2 separate regions of the Homo sapiens genome follow, and region 2 is linked to region 1. The links are chromatin loops, found by intact Hi-C in ENCODE. Cell type or tissue: GM12878. All regions are shown on one strand.

Region 1 (8,000 bases):
CCCTGAAGACCTCCCAGTGGGACAAATTGTGGAGAAGGAAAACAGTGACATGGATGATCCTGACCTGTGTAGTCCTAGGCTAATGGGTGTGCTTGTGTCTTGCTCTTTTTTTTTTTTTTTTTTTTTTTTGAGATGGAGTCTCGCTCTGTCGCCCAGGCTGGAGTGCAGTGGGGCGATCTCGGCTCACTGCAAACTCTGCCTCCCAGGTTCACGCCATGCTCCTGCCTCAGCCTCCTGAATAGCTGGGACTACAGGTGCCCGCCACCATGCCCGGCTAATATTTTTGTATTTTTTATAGAGACAGATTTCACCGTGTTAGCCAGGATCTCAATCTCCTGACCTCGTGATTCGCCCGCCTCGGACTCCCAAAGTGCTGAGATTACAGATGTGTCTTAGTCTTTAACTAAAAAGTAAACAGTTTTAAAACAGTTTTAAAAACAGATTTAAAAATAAAAAAAATGCTTGAAGGATAAAGATATAAAGAAAAAATATTTTTGTATAGCTGTACAATGTGTTTCTGTTTTAAGTGAAGTGTTATTGCAAGAGTCAAAAAGCTTTAACATTTTTAAAGTTTATAAAGTAACAAAGTTACAGTAAGTTGGGCCGGATGTGATGGCTCATGCCTGTAATCCCAGCACTTTGGGAGGCTGACATGGGTGGATCACCTGCAGTCAGGAGTTCGAGACCAGACTGGTCAACACGGTGAAACCCCGTATCTACTAAAAATACAAAAATTAGTTGGGCGTAGTGGCGGGCGCCTGTAATCCCAGCTACTCGGGAGGCTGAGGCAGGAGAATCACTTGAACCTGGGGGGCAGAGGTTTCAGTGAGTTGAGATTGCACAACTGCACTTCAGCCTGGGCGACAAGAGCGAGACTCCATCTCAAAACAAAACAAACAAACAAACAGAAAAAGTTACAGTAAGTTAAGGTTCATTTACTTTTGAACAATGAAAAACCTTTTTAAAAATAAATTTAGCGTAGCCTATGTGTACAGTGTTTCTGAAGTCTACAGTAGTGTACAGTACTGTCCTAGGCCTTCACATTCACTCACCACTCACTCACAAACTCACCCAGAGCAGTGAGGGAGACCTGTAAGCTCCATTTCTGGTAAATACCCTACTTTTATTTTCTTCTTCTTCTTTTTCTTTTTTTCTGAGACACAGTCTCGCTCTGTCGCTCAGGCTGGAGTGCAGTGGTGCAATTTCGGCTCACCGCAACCTCCGCCTCCCAGGTTCAAGAGATTCTTGTGCCTCAGCCTCCCAAGTAGCTGGGACTATAGGGGCCCACCACCACGCCCGGCTGTTTTGTTTTTTTTGTTTTTGTTTTTTTTGAGACAGAGTCTTGCTCTGTTGCCCAGGCTGGAGTGCAGTGGTGTGATCTCTGCTCACTGCAAGCTCCGCCTCCCGGGTTCACGCCATTCTCCTGCCTCAGCCTCCTGAGTAGCTGGGACTACAGGCGCCCGCCACCACGCCGGGCTAATTTTTTTGTATTTTTGGTAGAGACGGGGTTTCACCGTGTTGGCCAGGATGGTCTCGATCTCCTGACCTCGTGATCTGCCTGCCTCGGGCTCCCAAAGTGCTGGGATTACAGGCGCGAGCCACCGCACCAGGTCAGGTGTACCATTTTTTATCTTTTATACCGTATTTTTACTATACCTTTTCTGTGTTTAGACATGTTTAGACGCACACATGCTTACCATTGTGTTACAACTGCCTACAGTATTTGGTAGGGTCACATGCTGTGCAGGTTTGTAGCCTAAGAGCAAGAGGCCATACCACACAGCCTAGGTGTGTAGTAAGCTCTACCAACTAGGTTTGTGTAAGTGCACACTATGATGTTTACACAACAATGAAATCGCCTAACGACACATTTCTCAGCCTGCATCCCTGTCGTTAAGCAACACATGATTGTGCAAAGGAGATTTGGGTGCATGTCTCTCACCCAAAGTACGGGCCAGTTTCTTTGAAGGTAGGAGCGCTATCTTCATTTTTGTGTCTCCTCTAATGTCTTTCAAGTACAGACCCTTTACAATGTAACTATTCAACAAGTGTTGAGTGAAGTGAAACAGAATGGGATAGAGTGGTAGCAATGCATGAAAGAGACTGGAGACTAAGGATGGAAGGGGGATTGCCGGCAACAATCAAAAGAAACTCACAAAAATAGAGTCAGAGAATCAACAAATTTGTTCTAATCATGCATTGCATCGAATTAGAAAACAGGATGACTCTTCCTTAAGAAAAGTATTTGAATTCCATCATATTTACTCATAAACCACTACTCCCTCATGCAAGATAAGGTTTGTGTGTGGGAAAGGAAGAAAAGGAATATTCCAGTTCTGAACTCCAGGTGCACCACTTGCAGCTTTGATAGTTTCTCACTCCTCAGTCCACATTTCCTGCCATAGAGTATCAAAGAACAGTGGTAGAGATGGGTTGAATCTGAAATTGTTGTGGGCAAAGTCTTCAGTCTGTTTGACTCCCTATTAAATGAGTTCAGATTATTCATCCCTGCAGAGAAAAGGAAAAGCCAATTTCCTTCTGAGCAGCAAAATGAGCACAATAAAAATGTCTCAATGTGTTCTCTGGAAATCTCACCCAGAAAGCCACTTCACACTCTCAAGGTAGAACATGAAACTCCTAGATTGTTCCAGAAGTCTTGCTCAATCGGGAACATCTAAATGGTTCCTTGGCAATAAGCAAACAAACAAATGCATAAATGATGTTGCTTCAGCATTTTAAAATAAGAGTAGCCTAGACATGCTTTCCAAAAAAAGATTAGTCTGTATGTTAGAAATGAGTACTAGATAGCCTGTCTCTTAATCACTGAAAATAATATTCTCTTTCTCACTAACATAATCCAGAATAATCTTCTCATATTGTTATGACACTTTCAGAAAGAAACCACCTGTGTGTATCACCTGGCACAATTTAAAACTTGTTAACAAGGTGGTGACAAGGAATTGGATGCCAGGCAGGAGTGGTAGCTACATGTTCCCACCAAAGTCAGTTTTGATCTCCCTGTGCCTTGCTCACTAGCAGTTTAAGCGTGTGACTTTTCTTCAATGAGCAGCAAGATCACTGTTCTTTGCCAGCAGGTGGTGCAAAAATCTTTTTGCAGAAGTACTATTCACAGAAAAGCATAGGTCACCTCAGTGGGGACTCATGGAACACATGACCATCGCTTCTGGAAGAAGCAATGACTAGGCTCTTTATTTAATATCAATTTATGTTACTTCCAGAATGAACCACCTCTTCCCCATCCCAACCACCCTGCCACAATGGTTCCAACACACTGGGTTGTAAAGACTTGATTCGTGTTAGCCATTTTGACAATCCCAAATGTCCTATTTCGGAGCTCTCACCTCATTCCATCTGCTTCCCCTAGATGCCTGAAGTTGACTACAGCCCTGCAGTAGACCATTAGCCATTCCCCAGAGAGGCCAGCTATCTGTAACTTGACTCCATGAGCCCCACCCTCTTCCTCTCACTCTGTCTGGTAGGATTAAAGTGGGGGCTCTGGGTTTGCTGGCCTAAATCCCATTCTCCACCTTAGTCTCTGCATCCTAGAGATGGGATCCAGTGCAATCAAAAGTGGTCAAAAGCAATTCACTGTTGTTATTATTTAACAACAGAAATATTGGACTGTGAGACATATTGTAGAGAATAAACTAAAAATGTTAGCCACTTTGTAAATAAAAATGATCATAGAAATTCTGAACACTTTAAGATCCACTTGATTATCTCCTATATAATCTCAGTCAAACTTCTTAACTCTTCTGTGCCTCGATTTATGTCTTTATTTACTGGGCATAATCTATTTTTGCCACTTGACAAGAGAGAATGTGGGGAAGTCTAATACACTGTAAGCACCAGAGAAGAAAGAATCAACGATACCCATATTCAATCCTTAGTCTCTGTGCCAGGCAGTGTGCCAAGGACTTTCACAAACTTTGGTAAAACAGCTACAAAGGGGTAGTGCCAGGATTCAAATCCAGGTTTTCTGCCTCCCAATGCTTCTCCCACTTCCTATGCCAATTCATAAACCCTAAATCAATCCCAGGTCACAGGCTCCAGTATTCAGATTCTAGAGAACCCATAGGTTGAAGATGATCTTCAATGCCATGATCCTCCTTTGCTGCAGAGAACACCACTCTCACAGCCTGCTGACCAGGAAAGACCGTCCCCCCTCACCTGCCACCAATACATGCCCACAACTTGCTTTAAAATCACTCTGACTTTACAAATGAAAAAATGATCCTGGAAGGACTGGACATTCTGCTCCCCATCACAGAGACAGCTGACTGTGATCTTCTTCCCTTCAACTTAGAGCACCAGAGGTCTAAGTTCTCAGACTCCAGTAGGAGAACAGACAAATTGTCTCTCACTCGTCACCCTTCTATGATGGTCAAAGATGTCTTTGGGTAAACTGGATAGCCCTTAAGTGATCTCTTTGCCCTGGGACCACTTCCAGGATCTTCCCCTTCAGCTTCAAAGCCTACACTGAGTCTCTGTGGCCACCCCCACAGCTCCCTTCTCTTCTCTGCATCTGCAGTCCAGCCTAGCCCAACCCGCCCTCCGCCTTTCCTCTGTGCTCACCATTGAGGCTGTGCAGGAGCTACACTGGGAACCTGAACAGTCTTCCTGCCCCAGCCCCTCAGGTTCCTAGGCTCTGAGACTAACCCCCACCTTATTTAGTTACGGTTCGAACACTCCTTTGCATTTCTATCATTTACCTTTCACAGAGCAGGGAAGGCAGCTCAATTTCATCCCCAAAAGTTACTTTCTCCAACCTAATTCTCACCAAACACACAATCTATATGCTCTGTTAGTGCAGTTCCTAAATTCACCTACAGGGTGAATATAGATTTTATATGTAATCCCGTAAACTTGTATTAGAGAGCATATTTTATATTGACACACATCATGCAATTGATTCTCATCACATTTGTAGATGACATACCTTAGGAAGTATTTCCTTCGTAATATATTTTAATGTCATATTTAAGAATGTAAATGTTTTACAAAAAGTTTTTAAAAATTAGCTTGGCATGGTGGTATAGATATGTTGTCTTAGCTACTCAAGTGCCTGAGGTGGGAGGATGTCTTGAGCCCAGGAGGAGGCTGCAGTGAGCTATGATTCTGCCAACGCACTCCAGCCTGGGTGACACAACGAGACCCTGTCTCAAAAAAAAAAAAAAAAACCAAGAATATAAATGTTTGATATGATATATATGTTATCCTTTTCCTTACTAATTCTATTGGTGCCTAATTTTTCTACTCAAATTTTGCATTAAGTTTATCAAATGAATGATCCAGGTGATATCAAGACCACATATCATTTTTTCGTATCCACATTATTCAGTAAATGTTGAAGTATAAACCAAATACTATTCACCGAACTTAGCTGCAGGAAGAAAAGAATGAACAAGCAATGCTCTTAGCCTTGGGGGAGTTTATTATCTAGAAAGGGAAACAATTAAGAGCACAGCCAACTGTTCCACTAAAATGCCGAATGAGGTAAGACAGTCTCAGCAGCATAAAGAAAGCTGTCTAGAAATACAGAGGAGGGAGAGATTGTTCTGGCTGACTGTAGGGCTAGAGAACAGAAATAGAATCAGAAAAGAGGACGAGATCTGTGGCATGTGAGGGTGAGGGCATTTACATCAGTCCAAATGGATGAAGAGGAGATTCCAGTCTAGCACAGCATGGCCAGTCAGAGTAGAAGGGAGGCCCCAGCATGTGGGGAAGCTGCAATTAACTTTTTACCAAAACCTACCCCTGGTGAGGCAGAACAGAGAGAAATAATACCAAAAGCCACCCAACTGAAAAGGTAGGTGTGGATTCAAGAGACATTGAAAGTAGATGCTTCAGAATTTGACAAGGGTTGGGTATGAGAAGGAAAGCCAACAGTGCCCCTTCTAAGCACTAAGCACCGTATTTTATGTGTCTGATGCGTTAACGCTAAATCCTCAGGATAAACTCTACAAGAAAAAGAAACCAAGACATAAAAGAAAGAGCTAGCTGAGGGCCAAGTTATTAGAACCTTCAAGGCTCTAACAAACTGAGACGGTGTTTGGAGGCAAAGGGGGGTTGTACTGAGTTTTGAGCAAGAACATGGCCTGCAAACATAGGCTACTCAGCAAGTGGGTGGCCTCCACGGTCAGACTCTCTGGGCCGGGATCCTGGCCCTGTACCCACTGGGTGTGTAGACTTGGACCAGTTCTGGGAGGATAATAACAACCCTGCCAACTTGGAGTAGTGTGAGGATTAAATAAGTGAATACATGTAAAGCATTTAGAGCAAAGGGTCGGCATTTTCAGAGCCAGCTCCAGGCAGGCTGCATGACAGGTGTGCAGAAGGGGAGACACCCTGAAGAGGTCAGGCACTCACAGGACCACTTGCTGAAGCTGTCTGCTGGACAAAACATGCTGATGACCTAAACTTGCAAGATGTGGATTTAAAAGACATTTAGGTCTGTAATCCCAGCACTTTGGGAGGCTGAAGCCGGTGGATCACCTGAGGTCAGGAGTTCAAGACCAGCCTGGCCATCATGGTGAAACCCTGTCTCTACTGAAAATACAAAAATTAGCTGGGTGTAGTTGGTGGTGGGTGTCTGAGGTCCCAGCTACTTGGGAGGCTGAGCCAGGAGAATTGCTTGAACCCAGAAGGTGGAGGCTGCAGTGAGCTGAGATAGCGCCACTGCACTCCAGCCTGGACAACAGAGCGAGACTGAGTCTCAAAAAAAAAAAAAAAAAAAAAAAGACATTTAAAAGAAGAATCTCAGAATTTGACCACTGGTTGAGTATCAGAGAGAAAGATCAAAGATATCTCTCAGGGAGATTACTGGGAGAATAGGGGTGCCAGTAGCCGACAAGAAAGCCCAAGAAAACAACTGGTGTTTGGAGTGGGAATATTGTGGGGGTGGGGGTGGTTAAGAAGATAGAAGATCAGATTTAGGTGTGTTTAATTTTATCGCCAGTGGAATGTCCAAGTAAAGATGTACAGCAGGCAGTGTGAAATGCTTCCTAAAACAGGAGAAACTAAATTCTGTAAGGTTTATCATTATTCCCATGGTGAATTTCTACTCAGTCTTCAAAACACAGCTCAGAGGCTGCCCCTTGTGTGGAGTCAATTGAGTTGTGCCACTATCCCTAGCATTTATCAAATTGCACTGTGTTTGTTTACATATCTGTATCACTGAGCTCCTTAAGGAAAGAAAGGGTGTTTTGTTTTCACCCTTGCATTTATGCTCAGTGATATTTGGTTGAATTGACAAATGGATATAAACATCATTTCCAGAGCATTGTGAATTTAAATCGTGAAGATATATGAGATTTCAAGGGAGAGTGGAGAGAGAGAAGGAAGAGAAGATCAAGGATAGATTTCCCCTTCGGAGGACTCCTGCATTTAAAGGATGGCAGAAAGAGGAAAATGTCATTGCTGGAGGGCACAGACAGATAGAGAATAGTGAGGCCACTAGAGAGTGGAGCCCCTATGTCAGACAAACCAAAGGAGGTTTCCAAAAGGAGAGGGCATTGGTGTCTTGTGCTGCGAGGGCAGAGATGGGAAATACATGCACACCCGTGGGCGGGGGCATGCCTGGGGCCAGCAGGGCGAGATTTCACAGGGGAAGGAAGGATCCTGGCTACATCTGAGGGATCAGCCAGGACTCGGTGCCAAGACAATGTTTGCTCGGTATCCCCAAGCTTCTGAGTTTTCAGAGAAAGCCAGAATGCAGATATGTATGTAATATTAAATCTTAGCAACTAACTCAAGTTTTAAAAAATAAAAATAGTGTGCCCAAGGCTACGTGGGTCTAACAGATCCTACCTGACCTGGAGGGAAGCCAGTTTATAACCTCCAGTGAGGAAGGAGGAGGTTGAGAGAGCAGATATCTGAAATGGTGTTAAGTGCCTAGAGATCTAGCAATGAGTTGGGTGTTGAGGAAACAGAGGTACAACACATAGAAATTAAATTCTCTTGCCAGGTCTTCTTGACTT
Region 2 (8,000 bases), 200 kb after region 1:
CCCTCTGTAGCCCCAGTCGCTCATGAGGCTTATGTGTGTTAGTGTACGTAGAACCCTTAGAACCCTGTCTGACACACACAAAAGAACTCATTAAATATGAGCGATTGTTTTTTCTACAATGCTGGGAGAATCTGGACAAATCCGGTCTGAATGGGCAGGGCCAGGCATCAGGAAGCTCAGCAGCAGGCGCGGGAGCAGGACTGACCCACGGTGAGGCCAGCCCAGGGCACAGAGAGGCACAAGGCCCTGGGACTTTTGGAGAGTGAGATGAGAAATAACTTTCTCATTCTTGTTTCACAGATTAAAAGATATATTACATTTTTTTCATTGTTTTCATTCAAATCATTTTCTAATTACATGACCTAGAAAACTAAAATTAAAACACACTGGCATTTTTATATTGCATAATTCAAGAGCTGTAGGAAGCTATTGCTTAAACGTGTATTTACTTGTGGCCAAAAGAAAAAACAAAAAACAAATGTCCTATTTTAATGATTTGGCTCACAAAATGCATTGTGCTCGGGGAGCTTGAGAACAAAAAGTGAGCTCTACGAAAACAGGCTACCCAAAAAGGTGAAAGCCAAAAGAGTTGACACTTAAAGCGAATGAAGTCCTTTACCTGAATGAATTGGACCAGCTGTCCAACCACTCTTTCAGGCTCTCGCCCTAGAGGTCACGGGGAAGGGAACCTTAGGGCTTAGGGAGAAGCGGATGCCCAGAGGACGCCTGGGGTTAGAAAGTCCAGAATCCTACCTCGGGACAAGTCTTCACAAATCTCTTAGGTAGGGAAAGAGCCACTGATTTTTTTTTTTCAATTTTTTAAATTGTGGCAACATACACATGAAACTTACGATCCCAACCATTCTGAGGTGCGCAGCTCAGCGTTATTACCCACTCTCATGATGCCAAGCAGCGAGCACCACCTTCCAGCTCCACAACTCTTGACCCCTTGGAAAACTGAAACTCTATACTTACTAAGTCCTAACTCAGAAGCCACTGACTTTTAAATTAATTTATAATACATTCACCCACGCTTCTTGAAAATATATGCATCCTTTCCCCCAAGGAATTGTTTTTTTTTTACTTGAAGTTCTGGGATACACGTGCAGACATGCAAGTTTGTTACCTAGGTTTTAAGGCCTGCATGCATTACGTATTTGTCCTAATGCTCTCCCTCCCCTTGCCCCCACCCCTCCCACCCCAAGGATTTTAAAAAACATTTGAAAAACATGTTTAAAAACTGATACATAATAATTGTACACGTCTATGGGGTATATTGAGTGAGTTTTGATGCATACTGTGCATAGTGATCAAGTCAGGGTAATTAGCTTACCCATCACCTCAAATAGTGATCATGTGTTTGGGTTGGAAACATTCAAAATCCCACCCTACAGTGCTGTAGAACACTAGAAATTATTCCTCCTATCTAGCTGTAATTTTGTATACTTTAATCAGTCCCTCCCTCTCCTTCTCCCTCCTCCACTTCCCAGCAAATGCTACTTTTTGTGGCTAGGGGGTTGAAGGTGCAGGCCTCTGGCTGCCGGCCCTGGTGGAGGGGACCCGCTCCTCCCTCCTGCGGCTCTTCTATGAAGGAGCGAGGTAGCAGCTGAGTCCAGTCACCGTCAGCCCACAGGTATCGGTGAGCAGGGCTCCTGGGTGTTCGAAGGTCTCTGTTTTTCACCTTCCTTCTTCTTCCTGTTTTTTATCTTCCTGTTTTTTACTTTCCGTCCTGCTCCATGTGGTGACCCCTGGGTGGGCCTGGCCAGCTCTCTTCACTCCACTGTCAAAAACGTGAGGACACTCATCTCCCCCGTGCATCCAGCCAGGGAAGACCACAGGAGCTAGGAGGACCCATCAAGCCACGGGCCTCAGCCACGCGTTTCAGGCTGGTTTCCACAATGCTTTGCACGCCCGCGAAAAATAACATACTGTTTGGTTTCCCTGGCCATAGTATTTGGGTAGAGGCCTCCTGCCTGGAGTTCCTGCCCAGAGACAGCAGCATCAAAGCCAGATCCCATAGCCCTGTGTCCATGGCTGGAATAGCCTCTCACACCGTCAGAACCACTAAAGATGAGCACACCTAGGTCCCCATCACGGCTGGCCCCTGCAGCCCTGGACAGTGCCCCTTCCCTGTCACCTAAGTGCTGATGATGGGGCCATGACAGAGAGCTCTCACCACAGCCCAGGACAGCTTCTGCGCAAAGCCTGCTAAGCGCTCTTCGTGGTTAACACACAAGAAGTGATTCTGTCCTATCAATGCCTACATGGCCACTCACAGGATTAATGTGACTTCCCTCGGACCTCTCCTCTACCACTTTCCATGCAGGCTTTGTACAAATTATAAGCCACTTTATCAGAGGATGCTTGTGAGTTCTTAAAGCCTCTGAAAATGCTGAGGTTTGGGGAGTGACCCCACAAGGGCAGGAGGTCTCTGCATGGTCGATAATCAGGTTGGTGATTTCCAGGCAAAATGCTGGATGCCTTAAAGGTAGGATGACAATGGGGGAGGATTCCTCTTCTGGCTGCAGCAAACAAAATGTAAAGAGTAAAAAAAAAAAGGCTCAGGAGTCAGGAAATTCTATACTGATTTCAACAGCAGTGCTCCCTCTGCCCACACATTCCCACTCAGCATCCAGTGACAGGCTGGAGGTCTTGCCAAAGGCCATTTGAAAGAGAGTGGTTTGCTCTGTGCTCACTGGAACTGCAAGTTTGCAAATCAAAAGGCTTTGATAAATATTTGACAATGCAGCTTCTGCTGAACCCTCTCCCCCATCTTCCTGGATAAAGTGCAGGGCCCCGGGACTCCCTGGATGGATGGCGCAGCTCAGTTCCACACTGGCCCAGATACAGGCCAGTGGTGACATGGCCAGGGCCCCCACCAACCTCCACTCCCTGAGATCCCAGAGGACTGGAAGATTCTTCCCAATACCCCACTCAGCTAGTGTGTGATACTCCATGTGCTAGGGACACAGGGAGGGGTAAAACGGGACTTTGCCATCAAGGGGCTTCTAAAACAGAAAAAATAGGTTAGATAATTTCCAGTCCCCTGTGAGTGCTATGGAGGAAACAGCAGAGGGGCACAGGAGGCCACGTGGGGTGGGTGGGCAGTGGCAGTGAGGCCTGGAGTGGAGCTGCTGGGCTTGAGTGGACCGCACATGGAGGAAGCAGTCACACACATCCGTGGTGAGATTTGGGTGGAGGAAAAGCAGGTCCAATTCCCAGGATGGGATGTGGTGGAGCCTCAGGGGCCAAGCACAAGATGGTGAGAGGTGGTGCTGAAAAGCAGGTGTTCTGTGGGGCCACGGAGGCCTGGTCATGAGTTTGGATTTGACTCTGGCCTTGCTCCAGGTCCCCACAACCAGGCTTCAAGTAGGTGCAAATTGTTATGTCTCATTTTACGGATGAGGGAGACCAGTGGACAGAGACAGGAAGTAAATTGCTATTAGCCACGTATCTCACTGAGTCAGAATTCGAACCTAGGTCCACCTAATCACTGCCTGTTCTTGCCACTATGCTGCACTGGAAATTCCTAATAGAACATTCACTTCAGTGGTCAAACAGCCCTGGCAGATGTTAGCCCTGTTGTAACGTAACAATGCCAGAAGGGCAGGTGAAGCTGGAGTGGGGGTGTCGGGTAGGATGAAGTCAGGGGGATGCTTCAAGGGGCTTCAACCCGAATTGGGGTGCAAAAGATGGCAGGGAATCACGGCGTGCTGGTAAATGTGCAACAACCAGGTTTTGGGGATGCAAGGCCCGGACTTACAGCATTTGCCGACTTCCGTGGTGTAAACACTCCCACTGTGGCTAATTTTAAGTACCAAAGTGATGTTACTGATGCAGAAGAGGCAAGAGATGCACACAATTGGCTCTTGTGGGCTGGTCCAAGCCGGCTCCAGCACACCTCTGGGAGAGGATGTGCCTTTATCAGAGGCTGAGCATGGACTCCAAAGCCAGGTGGACTGGGCACAAAGCACAGCTCTGGTGTGTGTGTGTGTGTGTTTGAGGCAGGGTCTCACTCTGTTGCCAGGATGGAGTGCGGTGGTGCGATCTTGGCTCACTGCAACCTCCGCCTCCCAGGTTCAAGCAATTCTCCTGCCTCAGCCTTCCGAGTAGCGGGGATTACAGGCACCTGCCACCATGCCCGGCTGATTTTTGTATTTTTTAGCAGAGATGGGATTTTGCCATGTTGGCCAGGCTGGCCTTGAACTCCTGACTCAGGTGATCTTCCCGCCTTGGCCTCCCAAAGTGCTGGGATTATAGGCTCTGGTGTTTATTAGCTGTATGATCTTAGACAAGTAACCTAACTTCTCTGTGCTTCAGTTTACCCCCTTGCAAAATGGAAATAACGACAGTACCTACCCTAATAGGGTGGTTATGAGAATTAAGAGAGTTTATATTTATAAAGTGTGTTTGGAAAACACACAGAATCTAGTAAATTCTATTTAAATATTTTCTAATAAAATACAGAAGGGGAGCACAGTGATCAAATTAACTTTATGGTACTGAACAGGTGTTTGTGTTATAAAGGAAGCAGAATGTCAGGCAATAGTAAAAAATAGTAAAAAAAAAAAAAAGTACATAAATAATAAATGAATGAATAAAATAAATAAAGAGTAAAAAAAAAATCCTTTGTTTTGTGCTCTTTAAAATATATTGTCAGTATTCAGCAGAGTCTGGTGCTTGAAGACATTATCTACTGCCCTCTACAGTTCGGGCTCCTTTTCCCACCTCAGGGCCTTTGGACATGAAGCTTCCTCTGCTCTTTCCCCAGACACCAAAATGGCTCTTTCCTTGGCCTCTTTCAAGTCACCTTCCCAGTGAGCTCACCGCTGACCACCCTATTTTAAGTTGTGTACTTCTCCAGCTTCTATAGTCTCCCGCCAATTCTTCCCATAGAAGTTGTTACCAGGCCAGGCACAGGGGCTCACATCTATCATCCTAGCACTTTGGGAGGTTGAGGTGGGAGGATCACGAGAGGCCAGGAGTTCAAGATCAGCCTGGGAGACATAGTGAGATCCTGTTTCTACAAAAAAATAAAAAGTAAAAAATCAGCCAGGTGTAGTGACATACATCTGCATCTGTGGTCCCAGCTACTCATGGGGATAAGGCGGGAGGATCATTTGAGCCCAGGAGTTCGAGGTTACAATGAGCTTCACTCCGGCCTGGGCAACAAAGCAAGATCCTATTTCAAAAAAGAAAAAAAAAAAAAAAGAAAAGAAAAAAGAAGCAGTTACCTTTTCATCTAGTTTATGTAGCATCTTTGTTTTTTGTCATTCGCAGTATGCTGGAATGTAAATGCCATGAGGCTAGAGAGTTTTGACAGTTTTGTTCACTGCTGTATCCCTAGCTCCTAAAATGTAGCAAATGCACAGTAAGTGCTTAATAAGTTTATGAAATGAATATAGGAATATGTTGCTCTGAGTTCAAGGAAATTTTCAGAAACATTAACTTCATAATAATCATACCAAACTGCACTAAAGCTTCAGCTACAAATGTTAGCAGTCTTTTAATGCAAATATCCAGGTGAGACAATAAGACTCATCAGTAAGATTGCCATTGTACTTCAACACAGATGACCTTCATCTGTGTGTAGCTATTATTATTATTTTTGAGACAGAGTTTTGCTCTTGTTGCCCAGGCTGGAGTGCAATGGCGCAATCTCAGCTCACTGCAACCTCCACCTCCCAGGTTCAAATGATTCTCCTGCCTCAGCCTCCTGAGTAGCTAGGATTACAGGCATGCACCACCACGCCCGGCTAATTTTGTATTTTTAGTAAAGATGGGGTTTCTCCATGTTGGTCAGGCTGGTCTCAAACTCCCAACCTCAGGTGATCCACCCGCCACAGCCCCCCAAAGTGCTGGGATTACAGGCAAGAGCCACTGCACCTCACCTGTGTGTAGTTATAATACTTCTTTGAACATTTATTTTATAGAGTTTTCTTCATGCTTCATATCCCTCCCACTGAACCTGGACATGAATTACTGGGTACCAATGAACCAGGCACTGAGTAAATATATTTTCTTGAATCTTTGTTGACTCCATGTCTTGAATCCTGGGCACACTGGGGCAGGAGTTCGACACCCAAGGCCTTGGGTAGCTGGCCCTGTGGCTTTGCTGGGTTCAGTCCACTGAGCAGTTATCATGAGTTGGATTCTAACGCCTGTAGCCTTCCTAGGCTGAAATTGTACACTGGTGGCTCTACACTTCTGGGGTCTTGGTGGTGGTCCCACTCCCACAGCTTCCCTAGGCATTACTCTAGTGAGGACTTTCTGTGACAGCTCCACCCCTGTGGCAGGTTTCTGCTTGGGCACCAGAGAATATTTGAAAAATTATTTGAAATCCAGGTGGAGGTAGGCATGCCCCCATAGCTCTTGCATTCTGTGTGGCTGCAGAATTAACACCACACGAATGTTACCAAAGCTTACTACTTGCACCTTCCTGAGTGGCAGATTGAACCACATCTGAGTCTATTAATAGCTGAGCCATAGCTGGGGCAATCCACAGGCACTTTGGCAGAATGTGGGAAACAGGGACCAAGGCAGCTCTAGGCAGCAAGCCTCTGGAGGGCACCCCAGGCCCATCCTCTGAAATCATTCTGCCCTCCTAGATCTCTGGGGCTGTGATGGGTGGGGAAGACTCAAAGATCTCTGGAATGTATTCAGGATCTTTCTCCCATTATCTTGAATAGCATCTGGTTCCCTTCTATCCAGGGTAATCTCTTTAGCAAATGGTCACTTGACCACACCCTTGGTATTCTCTCTCAAACATGCTTTTTCACACTTTATATGGCCATATATATATACACACACACACACACACACAGACATATATATGTATATATGTATATACATACGTGTGTATATATGTATATACATACATGTGTGTATATATGCATATACATACATGTGTGTATATGCACGTACATATGTACATATGTATATACATGTGTGAGCGTATATACATACATGTGTGTATACACATACACGTGTGTATATATGTATATACATACACTTGTGTATATACACATACACGTGTATGTGTATATACACACACGTATGTGTATATACATGCATGTGTGTATATACATGCAGTGTGTATATATACACATGCATGTGTATATATACATATGTGTATATATGTATATACATATATGTGTATATGTGTGTATATATCTATATACATATGTGTGTATGTGTATATATCTATATACATATGTGTGTATACGTATATACATGTGTGTATATATGTATATGCATGTATTTGTGTATATATATGTATATATATGATTTACAGACAGGTTTCCATGGCAAACAAGAGCAGATGAAACAAGTCCAAGAGAAATGTAAACAGAAAAGACAAGTCTCAGCCAATCTCTGATGAAACAGGAATACAAACTACCCAAAGGCAACTATTTCAATCATCACAACTAAAATCCCTGAAACATGATGAGAACTACCAACTGAATTAAGACAGTGCACTTTTTTATGAATGTAATAGTCACAGGTTCATGAGACTCTAATGACACAAGGGCAGTCACTTTCTACATACAAATGTATCTCCTTGTTTAATGGTCTAGACAAGTGTTACTGCTTTAATTCATGGCCTTACAAAAAAAATTTGTATATCTTCTTCTGAATCTTGACATTTTCTGTAACCTTGGTAGCTAAGTGCTGACAATTATCTAAATGCAAACAGTTGTTGCAAAAGGATGAAATTAGTAATGATGGGTCCACTGCAGAGAGGCAAAATATAGGTTCATGAAGATTCACAACAGCAATAGGTCTAAAGCTGCCAGTCCCTTTCATGTAAAAAGACAGAAACACACACACAGACACATATATTCATACACATTAACAGACAGTGCAGACATGAAAGAGGTTATTTTCATTCATCCACAGCAAAGGCAGAGCTCTGACTTTTCCTGGTGCACAGCAGTCAATAAATGCTCACTGAATGGAAAAATAGTGCCAAATCCAAAGTTACAAAACCTATTGATGTT

Evidence for each region. A loop is a pair of places that touch in the nucleus more often than their neighbours do. Peaks named below come from ENCODE experiments on the same cell type or tissue, not always from the same donor. Only the 100,000 strongest peaks of a DNase experiment are listed, where the experiment ranks them.
Region 2: it touches region 1 in a loop (7-fold over the local background); 6 of 110 quality-filtered maps call a loop at or near these places.

Annotation. Positions count from the first base shown.
Region 1 is chr13:23,508,087-23,516,086 of GRCh38, forward strand. All of the region lies in intron 1 of LOC124903135 (a long non-coding RNA gene), which reads left to right. Among named protein-coding and RNA genes, the nearest start is that of LINC00327, 43 kb to the left of the region's middle. RefSeq lists an enhancer at 1-277. In GM12878, a CTCF peak has its summit at 3,102 (motif pointing right); a DNase peak (open chromatin) is centred at 3,085; H3K27ac peaks cover 1,336 bases; H3K27me3 peaks cover 128 bases.
Region 2 is chr13:23,703,179-23,711,178 of GRCh38, forward strand. No RefSeq gene overlaps it. Among named protein-coding and RNA genes, the nearest start is that of TNFRSF19, 140 kb to the left of the region's middle. In GM12878, CTCF peaks have their summits at 4,721 (motif pointing left) and 6,568 (motif pointing right); no DNase peak of the experiment used is centred here; H3K27me3 peaks cover 179 bases.